Regions from separate parts of the Homo sapiens genome. Here region 2 is linked to region 1. Evidence: chromatin contacts called from ENCODE Hi-C data. All regions are on one chromosome and are shown on one strand. Each heading gives the region's core, a stretch centred on a gene start or an enhancer-like site at or near the end of the contact. The rest is flanking DNA. Distances are from core to core; before and after follow the strand shown. Region 1 holds the start of ELK4 (ETS transcription factor ELK4). Region 2 holds the start of MIR29B2CHG (MIR29B2 and MIR29C host gene).

The links. A loop is a pair of places that touch in the nucleus more often than their neighbours do. Pooled maps may share reads with other maps.
Region 2: a map of B cell shows a loop between it and region 1 (20-fold over the local background). The contact joins the promoter of MIR29B2CHG here to the promoter of ELK4 in region 1. A Hi-C loop is called at or near these places in 1 of 168 maps with a recorded cell type or tissue (B cell), 1 of 37 single-sample maps with no recorded cell type and 7 of 50 pooled maps.

What each region holds. Positions count from the first base shown.
Region 1 is chr1:205,630,761-205,635,272 of GRCh38, reverse strand. It overlaps ELK4 (ETS transcription factor ELK4), which reads left to right and starts at 3,262. Exons shown (of 5, transcript NM_001973.4): 1 at 3,262-3,641. RefSeq lists enhancers at 2,875-3,184, 3,795-4,214 and silencers at 3,355-3,504, 3,595-3,784.
Region 2 is chr1:207,820,732-207,825,243 of GRCh38, reverse strand. MIR29B2CHG (MIR29B2 and MIR29C host gene) reads left to right here and starts at 2,541. Exons shown (of 6, transcript NR_135299.1): 1 at 2,541-3,040. It overlaps LOC148696 (a long non-coding RNA gene), which reads right to left. Exons shown (of 1, transcript NR_026817.1): 1 at 2,648-4,512. RefSeq lists enhancers at 851-900, 2,671-2,850 and a silencer at 2,351-2,530.

The DNA.
Region 1 (4,512 bases), core at 2,013-4,512:
TGAGCCACCACAACCAGCCTACTGCCTTTTTCTTTTAGTCTATCCATTACAGACATGAAGTGAAAGGTATGTCTCTTTTATTTCTAAAGATGTTGAAAGTGAAACCCAGAAAGGGTAAGTCGCAAGGATTTTCTCAGGAGGTTCAAGTTTTGAGTTTAGGGAGACCCAAAGGCTAGAACCCAGATATCCCAGATTTTTATTCTTTCTTCTCAGTCATGTTGCAATTTGCTCCACACTTGTCCCCACCTGGGGTTGTGGGTGCTGTCTTTGACTTAAAAGATATCTCTTCTTAATGTCACGTGCTACAGGATATTGCTTGAAAGACGTAACAGGCAACTGGATGGCTCCATGCTTGCTTAGTCAGTCAAAAATCCGTGAAACACTTCTTTAGGAAAAAGGGATAGTGACTGGGAGTAATGATGAAGCAGTGAAATAAAGAGAGGGAAGAGGAAGTTGCCTTGAGAAGTAATGATCATAACTAGGTGTTATTGGGATAGGAAATGTAATTAAATTAGGGGCAAGGGGTTGCAGAGCTGAGTTAACTGCAGTGATTAAGAAAAAAAATCTAGGCCAGGCCCGGTGGCTCACATCTGTAATCCCAACACTTTGGGAGGCCAAGGCAGGCGGATCACGAGGTTAGGAGTTTGAGACCAGCCTGGCCAACACGGTGAAACCCCGTCTCTACTAAAAATACCAAAATTAGCTGGGCGTGGTGGTGCACACTTATAGTCCCAGCTACTCAGGAGGCTGAGGCAGAAGAATCGCTTGAACCCGGGAAGCGGAGGTTGCAGTGAGCCGAGATTGTGCCACTGTAACTCTAGCATGGGTGACTGTGTGAGATTCTGTCTCAAAAAAAAAAACAAAAAACAAAAAACAAAAAACAAAATCTAGGGCAGGCCAGGTAGAAAATACATATTTAAACATTTTAAGCCAGGCGTGATGGGTCACGCCTGTAATCCCAGCACTTTGGGAGGCCGAGGCGGGCGGATCACCTGAGGTCAGGAGTTCGAGACCAGCCTGACCAACACGGAGAAACTCCATTTCTACTAAAAATACAAAAAAATTTAGCCGGGCATGGTGGCGCATGCCTGTAATCCCACCTACTTGGGAGGCTGAGGAAGGAGGCTCGCTTGAACCCGGGAGGCGGAGGTTGCGGTGAGCCGAGATTGCGCCATTGCACTCCAGCCTGGGCAAGAAGAGCGAAACTCTGTCTCAAAAAAATAAATAAACATTGTAATAAAATCTACAAATTTTCTTTGGGATGGCTCTGAGTAACTAAGGCTAAGATCAGGAATCCATCTATCTGGTGGGAAAGTGACCAAACAAGATAACGAAAAAGCAGTCTTTTTGGTTGACCAACGTAACTACCATGGAGTTTGCACAAACAGAACCATCTGTTGTGTGAGGAACCATGGAGAGAGATTGTGTATTTATAGAATCTTGAGTGGGAAAACCAGGCACATTAATTAACTTTTCCCCTCAAGTTCTCTAATTAGAAATCCACTTTTCTTCCTTTCTCTTCTGTCAATATGTACCGCCTTAAAAAAAAGTCAATTTAAAAGCAGACAGATTTGCTATGACTAATTTAAGAACTCCCAAAGCAGGCTGTTTTCCAAAAATACACTGCAATTGACAATGCCGTAAGCTCAGTCTAAAAGGGATATGACACAACTACTGGCCCTAAGGCCGAATCAGATGTTTACTGCCAGTTTGAACAGAGCAGCGTAGTGTGCAGATCTCCACAACCCTTAACTGTTCTTGGTAGGGGGCTTTAAAATGAAATCTTTTTATAAACAAATGTTTCCAATAGGTGTATCCTAAACAGCCTACCTTAATACTTTTTTTTTTCTTGGTTTCCAAGATGGAACTTGTTGCAAGGAAAATTTTATGTTAGGGGCCAAGACTGCTAGTGCTTTTCAGATACTGCATGTTCCTTATAAAACATGTCTTAATATGTTTGCATGCTTTGGTAAAACTAATTTTGGAAAGGTAACATCTTTTGGTAGAGTTGTTTTTACAGGAATAGCTACCTTTGTGGATTATAATTACTCTGTATTATGGAAGAGGAGGCTGGAAATCAAGGAAGTGATGATTCTCTTCCAAAAGCCTACAAAAGGATGACAGAATCACATTTCACTCAGTGAGTTCAATTAACTATACATTCAATTGTGGGGGCAAAAATAAATGACACCACGATTTACTGGGTATCTACTATGTGCTAGGTAATGCACTAAGTACATTATGCTCTATACTTCATTTAATCCTCTCAGCAATGCTGCTCATTATCGTCATTTTACATGAGGAAACTGAGGTCCAGAAAGGTTAAGCAACTCACTACAGGTCACACAGCTAGTAAATGGCCTCGAATAACCAGTAACTCAGACACTGACCTCTCTTTGGTTTCTTGTTAAACAAACACCTAATTTATTTCTTGGAGGTTTTGTTCAGCTGTCCTAATTTATGACTTTACATTCCTTCTGGTGCTAAACTGCTCAAGTAGCCTCTTGTATCAAGTGTGACCTGATTCCTTAAGAATTTTACTTAATGAGAACCTCTAAGCTAGAAACTCTTGCTAGGTGTTTCATGCACCTTATTTTCTTTAATCATTACAACAACTCTAAGATTGGGTTCTCTCCACCTTATAAATGATGACTGTTTTAGAGAGGTTAAGGTTGCTTAAAATTGGTGAGTTAGTGAGGGGTAGAGCCACGAATGGATTTCTGGTCGCTGCCTCCATCGTCAGGGCAAGCTTTTCCCACGACTCCAGCGCTTCCATTTGTCAGTCCCCAGGCTAGAAAGCCACAGTGCTAATTTAGTATTTATCAAGCGTTTGTAGTGTCCTGGGATCTGGCACTTCGATGAGAAAGCTGTGACGGCCCCAACTTCTAACAGCGAGTGGTAAGGAGGACGAGGGACACAGGAGGGAGGAGACTCTCCCCAAAGCTTAGCACCAACAGAAGTGGTCCCCCGCAGGTTGCTCTGCGAGCGCCACCTCTTCCCTCCAACCGAGGAGAAAGTGGCGCGCCTTTGAGGAGTCCGAGGTCCCGGCCCAGGCGGCAGCTTGGGTCCTGGCGGGTTCCGGACGGGCGCCTCAGGGACCTGGAAGCAACCGCACCGAACGCGACGGAGAGCGGCGAGACGACTCCAGGAGGCGCCCGAGCTACATCCCCCGGCCACACCAAACCCGGGTTTGCTGGCAGACGCGGCTCACGACACCCCTTAGGGTCGCAGCCCCTCCCCCGGAAGTGACGTGTAGCGACTACGGCGTCTGGGAGGGACCCAGGAGCAGTCGGGGGGTTTGAGAGTGGCGGCGGCCGCGGAGGGCCTGGCAGGCCCCGCCGCTGCAAGGAACGCCCCGAACGCGCGCGCCCGGCGTGTAGCGGCCCCAAGACCCGCGCCGCCGCTGCCGCGTGCGGGGGCGGGGAGGGCGGGGCGCCAGGAGCCGCGGCGGCGGGAGATGCGGGCGGCTGCGGGCACCCGGCGGGCTCGGCTTGGCCGCCGCCGCCTTCTACGGCTCCGCCGCGGGGGTCGCAGCGGCTGCCGCGCCGTCCTCGAGTTTCCAGCGTGAGGAGGAGGCTGAGGGCGGAGAGGCGCATCGTGTTCGAGGCGGAGACCGAGGGGGAGCCCCGCGCGCGGCGTCGGTGAGCGGTCAGCCCCGCGCGCCCCCTCGGGATCTCGCGGCCACAGCCCCACCGGCCGGGAGCGGGGGCGGGGGCCGAGGGGCGCGCGGCACAACAGGAAGTGGGGGCGGGGGCCGGGGCCGGGCGCGCGCGCTCCCCTTGGGTCCGCCCCCGGCCCGCCGGGCACCGCGGCGCACAGGTGGACGCCGCAGCGCACCGCTCAGCTCTCGTCGCCTCTTGGTCCCCCGAAGTCTCGTGGGCGAAAGGTGGCGGCGATTTTTTCGGCGTGGATGGGGAGGAGGGGAGCAATTCTCATTTTCTGTAGTGACAGGAAGTTGGAAAATGAAAGTACAGTAATTCAGTGCTTACCAAGGCCCGGTGAGGTTGCACCTCTTCCCCCAGACTTTGATCTCCTGTAGGGCACACGCGGCCGTCCGCGTTTCTTCCTCTCCCCTAGCTCGCTAGTCATCCGGTGTCGAGTTTCATTTCTTTTTCTCTTTCGCTCCAGCGGCCCCCCGCCCCTCTTTACTTTCCGCCTTGTGCACAGCTGCATCGAGGCTGGTAACTTCATTCCTGGGAAGATCAATTGGAAACATCTTTCGGGGCGGGATAGTAACTGGCCTTGGAAGGAAATAGGGATGTTGTTGACTGAAGTAGTCAAAAGTACACACTTCACTTTTTCTCCAGCTATTGCTATTTGAAATTTGGGGAATTTAAATAAAGATTCTGGAGTTCTATGCCTCATCAGAATGGTTTGTCCATCTCTTTGGTTGATAGATCAGATCCTCTGTCGTCTTTTCCCACCCCCTACACCCCCTGGCTTGGAAAACTTGGTGCTTCAATATTTAGGTTTGGCAGCGGTGTTTTCATTAAAATGTAGTATGATTCAATA
Region 2 (4,512 bases), core at 1,292-3,791, 2.2 Mb before region 1:
TCGGGAACCTTTCTGCATTCTTTGGATGTAGCAGTGTGGGAACCCAACACTCCCTTGGTCTATCTGGGTATGTAGGGTCTAGTGATTTAGTATCTCAGTTGTTCTTGGAAGCATTTTTGCGTCTGGGGGGAGGGGCAGGAAAATGTTGGGGGCTCTTTGCTTGCTGTAGTGGAGACCTGTGAGTATCCAAAAACAACCCCACTCCATCTCTAGATCATTGGTGGACCACCCCTTCCTGGAAGAGTTTCCAGGAGTGTGGACATCCATGCATGAACATTGTGGAGGGGTTGGGGGTCGGCTCGTGGATGCTCATCTTGCTTGACTGCCCATGCTGGAGAGGAGAACCCAGTCATTGGCCACTTCAGGTCCAGGCTTGGCTGTTGCTCTGTTTTGCTGTTTTTCATGTTGTCAGATCTTCTTGGGAACAAATGACTCAGCAACCCAAATCTCTGAGACTGTGTGGCCAATTACTTGAAAAGTAATTGAACGTATTTACCTAGGCCCTAAAATTTTGAGCCCAGGAAGGATGGATATCCAGACTGGTTTTACTCTGGATTCTTCAGGCTGCAGTTCAATTTGGTTTTTCAAATTCCTGCCCTGATAGAAGGATCTCATGTGTGGGGTAGGCAGGCAATGTTTTAATTACGCTTTTTGTCCTTAAGAAATTCCAGGGAGAAAAAGGTCCTGGTTTTTGGCCAAAAAGGCAAAAAACAACAGAAATCAGCTATGACTGTAATCCTGGACTTGTCTGTGGCACAAAGAGTTAATGGGACAGTGGTCAGGGTGAGGAACATTTTTTCTCAGGGCTGGAGAAGCCCATATGGCTCAAGAAAACATGTTGCAACATTTAGTACAGGGCAGCCCTGTCTGGGCACTGGGGGCTGCCACTCAAAGAGTTAAGCTACTCTTATGCCTGAGAAGGCCTCAGGGAAGGAGTGAGCCTGAAAGGACAGGGACCTCTATGCCCCAGAGCAGTGAGGTGCAGGAGGGGTGAGGTGGGAGGGTGTGAGCTGAAAAGTGTGGCCAAGGAAGCAGAGTGTAGGCCCAACTTTTTTTGCCTTGTTTGACCAGCCTTGGCACTGCCCTCCGGCTCTCCAGGGGAAAAGCTGCAGTTCTGCTCTTGCAACACAAGGAGCAGACTGGAGAATTTAGATCTGCGTCACAGAGCTGAGAGAGAGAGAGAGAGAGAGAGAGAGAGAGAGAGTGAGAGAGCGAGCGAGCAAGCAAGCTCCGTCGATAGGTCTGCTAGCAACAGCCGTGCTGCAGCAGAGAGAGAGAGAGAAATCAAGAAACAAGTCATAGCAACACCGGGCACCAGGTTCTGCCAGCTCACTTGCTGAGCGTTCAGAGATCTGTCAGGGCCAGAGGCCTCTGGGTAGCCTAGGCTAGGAGATGACACGCAAGGTGGCACGGGCGGTTCCCGTGGGGAGGAGGTGGGGTGGTGGTGGGGGGCAGGGGTGGGAGCAAGAGGTTGTGGGGCGACGGTGGAGGGTTTGATGGGACCAAATTCTGGAACATTCGGGACTGCGGCACCTTACGGCGGGACCAAGATTTGGGTCTGCGCAGGCGGCGATGGGTGGTCCGACGGGCTTCAGGACTTGATGGCGTAACCCCCTTCTTCCCCCACGTATGTATTTGCTGGGATCAGGGGCGCTGTCTCTGTGTATGTGGGTGCTCTGTCTTTCTCACCTTCTTTCTCGATTTTTGCTATTTATTTCTCTGAGGGAGGGTTTTTTCCCACTTTAATTTCTTTTCCCTAGTGTCAGCTGCTCAAGCCTGACCAGGGTAGAGGTGAGAGGAGTGAACCATCCCCTGCTTCCCACCTGACCTCCCAGCTTTTACCCTATTTCCTTCTAGTGGACAGACAGACTGGTTCTCCAAGTTGTTTGGGTGTCAGCGTCCATCTGTCTGTCCGTGCAGGTCTTATGTGGAAGGTAAGGGAGTGAGAAGTGCCGAAAGGAAGACAGAGGGACAGTTTTTTCCCAGGGGTTGCCTTATTGAAAGGTCTGGCCCTGGGATTCTGAGGCTGGTGGGGAGCCGAGTGGCCAGGGTGGGGTGTGGGCTGGGAGAAGTGGGGTAAAGCTGGTAGGTTTGTCACTGCGTAGTTGGGAAAAGTGGGGAATGGTGACGCAGTCACTGTTGCATCTGGTTAGGAGCTCTATGGGGACAGGTAGTGAGGCTCCTGGGGTCTCTGTGGCCAGCTGAGAGGGGTTAAGGATGAGCTAAGAAGGGAAGCTAGCATTTAGAGATTAAATGTCATCCTTTTGGCGTTGGAAAGTTGTTTACCTTGCGCTCTCTGTGTCTCCATGTTGGCTCCCTTCCAGTTCACATGTGATGGCCTTCCCTGTACTGCTGCATCATTAACTAAGTGACTGAGCTGGCCTTCCATTGGCCAGGGGAGGGCTCTCCCTCCAGACACTTCCTCTGATTGGTGGGTGGGCCAATGGCAGGTGAAAAGCTTTTTTTGATTGGCTCAGGGCAGGGTATCAAATCTGAATTTGCATTTCACTTGCTTAAAGGGGAGCGGGGAGAAGCCCAGCAGCTTTCTAAAATCTCTTTAGGGGTGTGCGTAGGCTCCTGTGTCTATGCCTGCTTTTGACTGCCCAGTTGAAGCCTCTTCCTATGCCTTTTAAAATTTCACGCACTATAAGGAGGAAGAGCTCAGGGCTCCCAAAACTTTTTATTTAGAGGGAAGAATGCTAGGGAGATGGGTATGCAGAGGGTTGACCAAATTGGAAGAAAATATTTATTCTGTAGTTTGGTGTTGGAAAAGGGAATTTTCCAATCAGCCACACCTCAGTGTTGCGGCAAAATAATTCTTGGCTCCCCTGGAAACGCATGGGCAAGGTAGGGCAGAGCTGCTGCTGCTGATACTGCCACCACCCTGGGCTTCCTGCTGACTCTGGGCTACTCCCTGGGGACAACAGATTTGCATTGACGTCCGGGGCTGTCCAGAGGCCCTCAAGAGCCAGTTGTGAGCTGAGCCCAGTATGGGAAAGATCTACCTTCTGGAAGCTACTACTACGTGGTGCTTGGAAAGGTGAGGATGGGGGACTGACCCCAGGAAATTGCTCGAAACTCCGCATCTGGTGGGATTTCCAGAAAAGTCAGTGGGAGACGGGAGGTTTGGAGGCCCCGGGTTAGAAAGGTTTGTCAGTCTAGGGAATGAGGAGAATCAGAATAAAACTAGGGCAGCAGGCTGTCCGCCTTTGGTTGGGGGAGGGAGGCCTCGAAAAATCAGGGTCCCGGCTCTCTAACCTGTCTTTGTCGCAGGTCTCACGTTTGTGGGGAGGGGGTTTACCAAGCCCTGCGCCATGCGCAGTGGCCCCCACCCGTGACTGCGCATCTGGAAGCGCAGTGCGCCCTGGGTCTCTGGCCTAGGACGAGCACCGCCCTTCTTATTACATAACTGAGGGCATGGCACGCGCCTTCTCGGCCCTTCCTTGCAACCCTACCTTCTTGCTCCCCAGGGCCCATAGAGCTGGGGAGGGTCTGACTGGGTAGCAGTGAAGGACTGCAATCCCTGGGAGGGCTAACTCTTGTCTAGTTACTGGCAGGAGCCAAGCTTGAGGACAAAAGTGGTGGTTTTCTAGCCTCATCTTGGGGAAGAGGCTACAGAACATCCTTCTGAGTGCCCCATACCACCTATGGCCCCTAGGGCCTCTCTGGTGGAGGGGGTGGCACCCTTCTTTCACTCATGTCCCATCTGATTTTTGAGAGGATGTTTCTGAAGGAAAAGATGTGATGATTATCGGGGGCTTGGTTGGGAGGTAGTTTTGACAGTTTACTCCCCTTGTCACTGGCTTCCCCTCTTTTCCCTGGGTGGGTTTATGATCTTTCTGGACTCCTCTGATGAGCTGCCATTTTGGAGCCATTTCTGCTGGTCTCCGACATGGTGGCGTTGGTTTTTCTGTCCTGCTGTGCCAGTTCCGCAGAGTGGGCGGGGGGCGGGGGCTATGACGGAGGAGGGGAAGGGGGGGCAAAAGCACAGCAGAGGCAGGCACAGTGGTGGCTGCCGCAATGAAGGTGGCTCTAGGGGCAGAGCCGCCTAGTCCCACCCTTGGACACAGTCCTGGGTGGGGATTCAGGTGGAAGGCGTCTGGGTAGGGGTTCAACACCTGGGCCCGGCTTTGCCAGAGCGTGGGTTTCCCATGTCCTCATCAGCCTGGTGCTTGGAGTAGTTCGGAAAAGCTGAGTGTCTGAATGAGAGTGGAGGCAGAGGCTCGGCAGCTCATCTCAGACGTGTCAGACCCGTGGTTTGTGTTCCCCAAATAGGCTCTGTCTCCAGCAGCCTCCCTGTGGGGACAGGGAAGTGAGGTCCATGGCAGCTTTGAGGATCTGTTCGGATGGTCCTGCCTGCTTACTGTTTTTCTTCTCTTTCTCCTCCATGCCCCCTGCCAGTGCCATGGTTCCAGCTGTAGTCCTCTTGTGAGGCTCCCCGCTGCCCGTTCCCCCTCTCTCCAGGCCCTTCTGCGTGCAGCGGCCATCTTGTCTTTCTTGCTCAGAAACTTA